Regions from separate parts of the Homo sapiens genome. Here region 1 is linked to region 2. A link is a contact called in ENCODE Hi-C or POLR2A ChIA-PET data. All regions are on one chromosome and are shown on one strand. Each heading gives the region's core, a stretch centred on a gene start or an enhancer-like site at or near the end of the contact. The rest is flanking DNA. Distances are from core to core; before and after follow the strand shown.

Evidence for each region. A loop is a pair of places that touch in the nucleus more often than their neighbours do. ChIA-PET counts read pairs that join two places held with the same protein, here RNA polymerase II (POLR2A).
Region 1: a loop to region 2 is called in a map of Caco-2, with 8 times the contacts of the local background. The contact joins two enhancer-like sites. A Hi-C loop is called at or near these places in 1 of 168 maps with a recorded cell type or tissue (Caco-2). POLR2A ChIA-PET finds 5 or more read pairs at or near these places in 2 of 52 experiments (Caco-2 and HepG2).

What each region holds. Positions count from the first base shown.
Region 1 is chr12:69,414,590-69,417,587 of GRCh38, reverse strand. It overlaps a transcript of YEATS4 not described here. Among named protein-coding and RNA genes, the nearest start is that of LINC02373, 31 kb to the left of the region's middle. RefSeq lists silencers at 1,305-1,599, 1,525-1,819. Within about 2 kb of position 1,732, at least 4 of the 41 ENCODE cell types and tissues checked have a DNase peak (open chromatin) inside an H3K27ac peak, as active enhancers do.
Region 2 is chr12:69,329,684-69,332,717 of GRCh38, reverse strand. No RefSeq gene overlaps it. Among named protein-coding and RNA genes, the nearest start is that of LYZ, 17 kb to the left of the region's middle. RefSeq lists enhancers at 1-548, 1,389-1,548. Within about 2 kb of position 1,562, at least 18 of the 41 ENCODE cell types and tissues checked have a DNase peak (open chromatin) inside an H3K27ac peak, as active enhancers do.

The DNA of each region.
Region 1 (2,998 bases), core at 483-2,982, 85 kb before region 2:
TCTGTAGAGTCACAGGATTTTTAGCCTCCTACCAAGGCAGCCTTATGTTCAGGCATCGGTCATACGTTCTCATCTGCTCAGAAGCCTCAAAGTAATCACCCAAGATCTTGATAATTTAAGACCTGACTAGCCAGGTGTGGTGGCTCACATGTGTAATCCCAGCACTTCAGGAGGCTGAGGCGGGAGGATTACTTGAGCTCAGGAGTTGAAGACCAGCCTGGGCCACATAGTGAGATGCTCTCTCAACAAAACATCAAAAAATTAGCCAGGTGTGATGGCATATGCACCTGTAGTCCAAGCAACGTGGGAGGCTGAGGCAGGAGGATCACTTGAACCCAGGAAGTTGAGGCTGCAGTGAGCCATGATCATACCACTGCACTCCAGCCTGGGCAACAGAGTGAGATTCTGTCTCAAAAAAAAAAAAAAAAAAAAATTTTTAAAAAATGTTTAAGCCATGACCAACTTGAGTATTTTATTTTATTTTATTTTTATTTACTTATTTATTTTTAAATTTGGGACAGAGTTTTGCTCTTGTTGCCCAGGCTGGAGTGCAGTGGTGTGATCTTGGCTCACTGCAACCTCCGCCTCCTGGGTTCAAGTGATTCTTCTACCTCAGCCTCCCGAATAGCTGGGATTACAGGCACCCACCACCATGCCCGGCTAATTTTTGTATTTTTAGTAGAGATGGGGTTTCACCATGTTGGCCAGGCTGGTCTCGAACTCCAGACCTCACCTTATCCACCCACCTCGGCCTCCCGAAGTGCTGGGATTACAAGCATGAGCCACCGCCACCGGCTGACCAACTTAAGTATTGACTGTTCATCTCTCACCATAAAATTCTTATTGTTAAAATTAAGCACTGGGCATTGATTGTTACACATTGATCTGAGCGAAGTAGCCTGTCATAGATGCCTTGTCTTCCCAAACCCCGACCCTGTGAAGCAAGTCTAGGTTACCTACTGGCGTGGGAGGGCTGCAGGCAGATGGGCAGGAATGTGACCCAGGTGCTTCTTGGGCTGCCCTTTGAACCACATCCATGGAACTCTTTGCCTACTGGTGATAAGTGACTCTGCACACTGATAAGCACCATTTAGAAACACCATTCTGATAACCATCACTAGGCCACTGTGAGTGTTGTTGAGTTCTGGAATTTTCCTTGGGGCCGATTGTTTTGCAATATGTCTCTCAGGCAAATCCCAGTTCCGTATGTAGTTGCAGGACTGTAAATTGCATAGAATTTGGGAGAATTTCTTTTTCTTTTCCTTCTTTTTGTTGCTAGATAACAAATTAAACACATCAGAGGATTGAAAAGCCTCTAAGTTGTTTGTTGTTTTATGGGGAGGAGAACAATGGATTCACCAGGCTGAATTCTTAGTGCCTGTTTGCTCTTTGAAGCAGTTTGCAGGTGAGCGATGGTGGCAGCGGCACACACAGGGAACTGAAGTTGGAATGCACAGCAGTTCCCACTCTTCCTCCACTGAGGTAGGACCGCGGGCCTGGGAGATGCCAGGCCTGAAGGATCCAGCTGCCTCTGGCTTCCAAGGCTGGTGTAATGGCTCAGTTCTCACAGAAGTGCTGACAGAATATGACAAATAGAAAACAGATGTGAACTGACCTTCCAAAAATGTATTGCAAGGCTTCTTAATCTTCACAGGAATTCTTCAGAGTGAGAGATGCCACCTTCAGGCAGCAATGCTCATGGCATCTTAAAGGGTTGATGTTTCTGCCTGTGATCCCCTCGCTAGTCGGCCACAACTGTTCTTCTTGCCCACTGCCCTCTCAGACATCTTTTTCTCGGCATCCATGTGTGAAATGGATGGATCCCCGACTGGCCAGGGGATCACAGGCAGTGAATCCTCTCCCTCACCTGTCCCCATACACAGTCTTGGCTTTTGTAGTTATAGCCACCTTTTCCTACACATTGAGGCTGTTCCTCTCCCATCTTTGCCATTGGATCTCTACTTGCTTTGAAATTGTTACTGTCACTGGGTCCATTGCTTGCTCCAAATACCTGTTTGTTTGTTTTTAAGACATGATCTCCCTTTGTTGCCCAGGCTGGAGTGCAGTGGCATGATCTCAGCTCAGTGCAGCCTCTGCCTCCTGGGTTCAAGAGATTCTCTCACCTCAGCCTCCTACAAGTGCCCACCACCATACTCGGCTAATTTTTGTATTTTTAGTACAGATGGGGTTTCACCATGTTGGCCAGGCTGGTCTCGAACTCCTGATCTCAGGTGATCTGCCCGCCTCGGCCTCCCAAAGTGTTGGGATTACATGCGTGAGCCTCCACACTTGGCCCCAAATACCTTTTTGACACTAAATGTTGGTTTGGAGCTACTGAGTACACTGGACTTTTGCCCACTGAACAACTTAAGTTAGATCTACTAAGTAGAGGGGTGCAAAGGACAACAGGGGAATCAACATCCCCTGTTTCTTTCTCTCTTACTGCCTTCCTGGTCCCTGGCTTCTAGGTCAAAGTGCTGCTCCTTATGTAGGCAAGTGTGCGCTCAGCATGCATGATTCTGTGGCTTTTTGAATTGCTTAGTGTACGTTCTTTGTGAACATCTGCATGCATCCTGCAGGAATTTAGGTAGCATTTCTCAGATTTTTGTCCCCCAGTCTCTATAATACATTGATGGAGACTTTCTTTCTTGCCAAATTATTGATATCCCAAAAAGAACTGATGGCAACATTTCCGCTGAGAAAGAAAGCCACGTAAGTACAACACAGTGCGAATTCATTCCCAGTGCCACTGATGAGCAATCAACGACATCACCCCAGTTAATCTCAAATCCATCTGGCTTCAAAGTCTAGGCACTTTTCAGCGGGCCAAGCCAGGTCTCACTTTGGAAGTCAAGGGGATTCTGTGCTTAAGAAGTCAGTGCATTGTCCTACCTCCAGACGTTATATGCCAAGAAAGTTCATCTTATTTTGAAGCAAACTCAATAAAATGTTCTGGACAGAAATGGACAGAGTTTGTGGAATCTGAATCTTTTCCTAT
Region 2 (3,034 bases), core at 313-2,812:
AAGTACATTCTCAAGGGTGGGGAGAACTACAAAGAACCTTCTTAAGGGTGGGGAGATTACAAAGAACCTTCTTAAGGGTTGGTGAGATTACAAAGTACATTGATCAGTTAGGGTGGGGCAGAAACAAATCACTGTGGTGGAATGTCATCAGTTAAGGCTATTTTCACTTCTTTTGTGGATCTTCAGTTGCTTCAGGCCATCTGGCTTAGCTTGGGCTGAGAGGCCTGATAGTATTTACCTGAGACCGTGGTACCTGAGTTTTAATCATTCCTAGAACTACTCTCTTAACCATGTTAATTATCCACAAGTGTGTTTACTCAAGTTTACTCAAAGTGTGTTTACTCAAGTTTACTCAAAGCTTCTGTTGTTAATTGTATACTAAATAAATGCCTGGAGTTCGAGCTGCTCAGGGCCGTCCACAGTGACAAACCTCTCTAGGTGTGCAGGCGGCTGGACACTCAGCTGGACTGGCAAAACAGAATATCTGTGTGTCAGTGTACGTTTTATTCATCTGTCGTTTGGGTCAGGGTCTGAGGGCAGACCCCGCGGCTAATGCCTTCACGTGTGAGGAGCAATACCTCAGCTGGTGGCCTGTGTGAGGAAACCCGTGTGAGGAAAGCCCTGTGAGGAAAGCCGTGTGAGGCCAGTCAGGGGTCTGCAGAAACAGACTCCCCGCAGTTGGAGCCCCTCCTGAGGCAAGCTGCCTAGGAAGAGTGAGGACTGCCCTCATGAGGAAAGCTGCGAAGGAAGCGTGAAGGAAAAGCGACGGACCCCCCGGAAAACAAAGGTGAAGAAAGGAACCGCGCGGTCAAGTCAGTGAGTAATCAGCAAGTCATTGGTGCCCACTCAAAGTTACCAAGTTCTGGGGGAAGTTGGGTCAAGCTGAGTTTTCATCATGGGACCACAGTTATTAGCACAGCAGAAACATTATATGAAAGTATTAAAACAGTTACTTAAGGCTAGCGGAGCCTCAGTTTCACAGGCTCAATTAAGGGACCTAATCATCCATGCTAGACAAACTGTTGCAATGCAAACTCTTGTGATCCCAAGCCCGTGGTTCCCGGAAGAAGGAACGCTAGACGTAGAACTCTGGGAACAAATGGGGAGAAATCTTAACATGTGCAAAGGCAACAGGTCCCAGTAACAGCTTTAACGTTATAGGCTTTAATTAGAGCAGCCTTAGCTCTGTTACACGCAGAAGAGCCTAAAAAGAGCAAGGAGGAGAAAATGTCACCTGCCTTATCACCTCCTCTTCCCTCCACCCTAATATCACCGGGCCGAAATAACAGAGGAAACGGGGGTTTATACCTGAGCCTCCTCCTCCAATAGATAGGAAAAAAGACCTAGGATATGCTACAGCTATCAGTCCCTGTCTTAAGCGGGCAGCATTAGAAGCAGAGCTCTTACTCTGCCCAGTAATGCAGAATCGGCAAGGCAATCAGGTGTATGTTTATAAAAAGATAAGAAAAAAGGCATTAGGAGCCGAAAGCCGTGCAGCCGAGCAAGCAGTAAATAAAAAGAAAGGCTCGGCAGCCCGGAAGTTCACAGAAACAGAGCCAGCACAGGCAAAAGGCAGCGCTTTTACAAGAGTAAAACAGCTACCGCCCAGGGACCCGCCGGCTCAGCTCTCTAGCTCTGCAGGTGACCCAAGGCAAGTGCTCCTTGTTTACAAGCGACATCCCAGATTATAATTCTCTGCTAAAATTTAAGTAAAATGTAAGAATTTGAAAAACCTCTTTTCTGATAATGGCCACTGTTGCTCTCTCTCTCCTACCCCTGACGTAGCTCTCCAAATCCAATTTAGGTAAAACAGTAACCTCTGAAGGGAGAGAGATTACAGAAGGCCGATGAATTAGTTAAAGAGTAGTTAAAAGCTAGGCATGTAAAACCACACATTACCCTTTAAAGGAGAACTTTAAACCTAACTAAATCATATTTGTTAAATTAGAAGAAAAGTTGTATGTAAGTGTAGTGAAAGCATATGCATGAATGACTGTCGTAACCCACTGATTAGATAGTCTTTTGATTTCTACTTGCTAAAAGAGTCCTGAATTCAGTTTCCCAACTACTGGGTCACTGTTTTCAAGACTGTTGGCCAGATTAAAGTCCATAAACTTGATCAGCTTGAAAACTCAATTGCAAGATTTAAGCTGTTCTGCCTGTGGCTTTAAGCACATGGTTAAAGTATATTATTTAAGTTTCTGCTTCTAGAGATGCTTTCAGATTTTCTTTTTAAATTTCATGTTACTTATTTCAACTTGCCATCTTAATGATTAATGCAGTCAATTGCTAAGTTATAACCCTGATATCATCAGGATTCCTTTAAGTAAAAGGTAATTCGAAGCGGTATTGCACTTCCCCATACCTAATGCTTTAACACTGTTTACTGATGGGTCTGGTAAACATGGAAAAGCGGCAGTCTAGTAGAGACCACACAATTCCATCACTCAGAGTTTACTAGCACTCAGAGAGCTGAGGTTACTCTGTTTATTTATTAAAGAACTTTTACAGCATGAAGTTAGCTCTGGAGACCACTCTGTGTGCTCTTTTTCTCCGACTTCAGCAATTGCTACACCAACGTACACATCCTGTTTTTATTACACACATTCGAGCCCACAGCTCTCTGCCTGGCCCATTGGCTTATGGCAATGATCAAGCAGCTCTTCAGGTTGTAACATCACTGCTAGACCAAGCCACCCAATTGCATCAATTTTTCTACTAAAATTAGAGAAACTCATCTTAAACAACTTCAACTTATACAGAGATTGGCTAAACAAATTATCTGACGGTGCCCAGATTGCCAGCTCACAGGCACAGCCCCTCTTTCAACAGGTGTTAACCCTAGAGGATTGGAACCTAATCAGTTGTGGCAAACAGATGTTACATCCCTAAATTTGGGAAACTAAGATATATACATGTATCCGTTAATACCAACACTCACCTAATTAGTGCACATTAAAAAGAGAAATAAAGGGAAAGAATGAGTAAGAAAGAGACTAGAAAAGACAGATCAGAGACAGACACAAAAAGACTA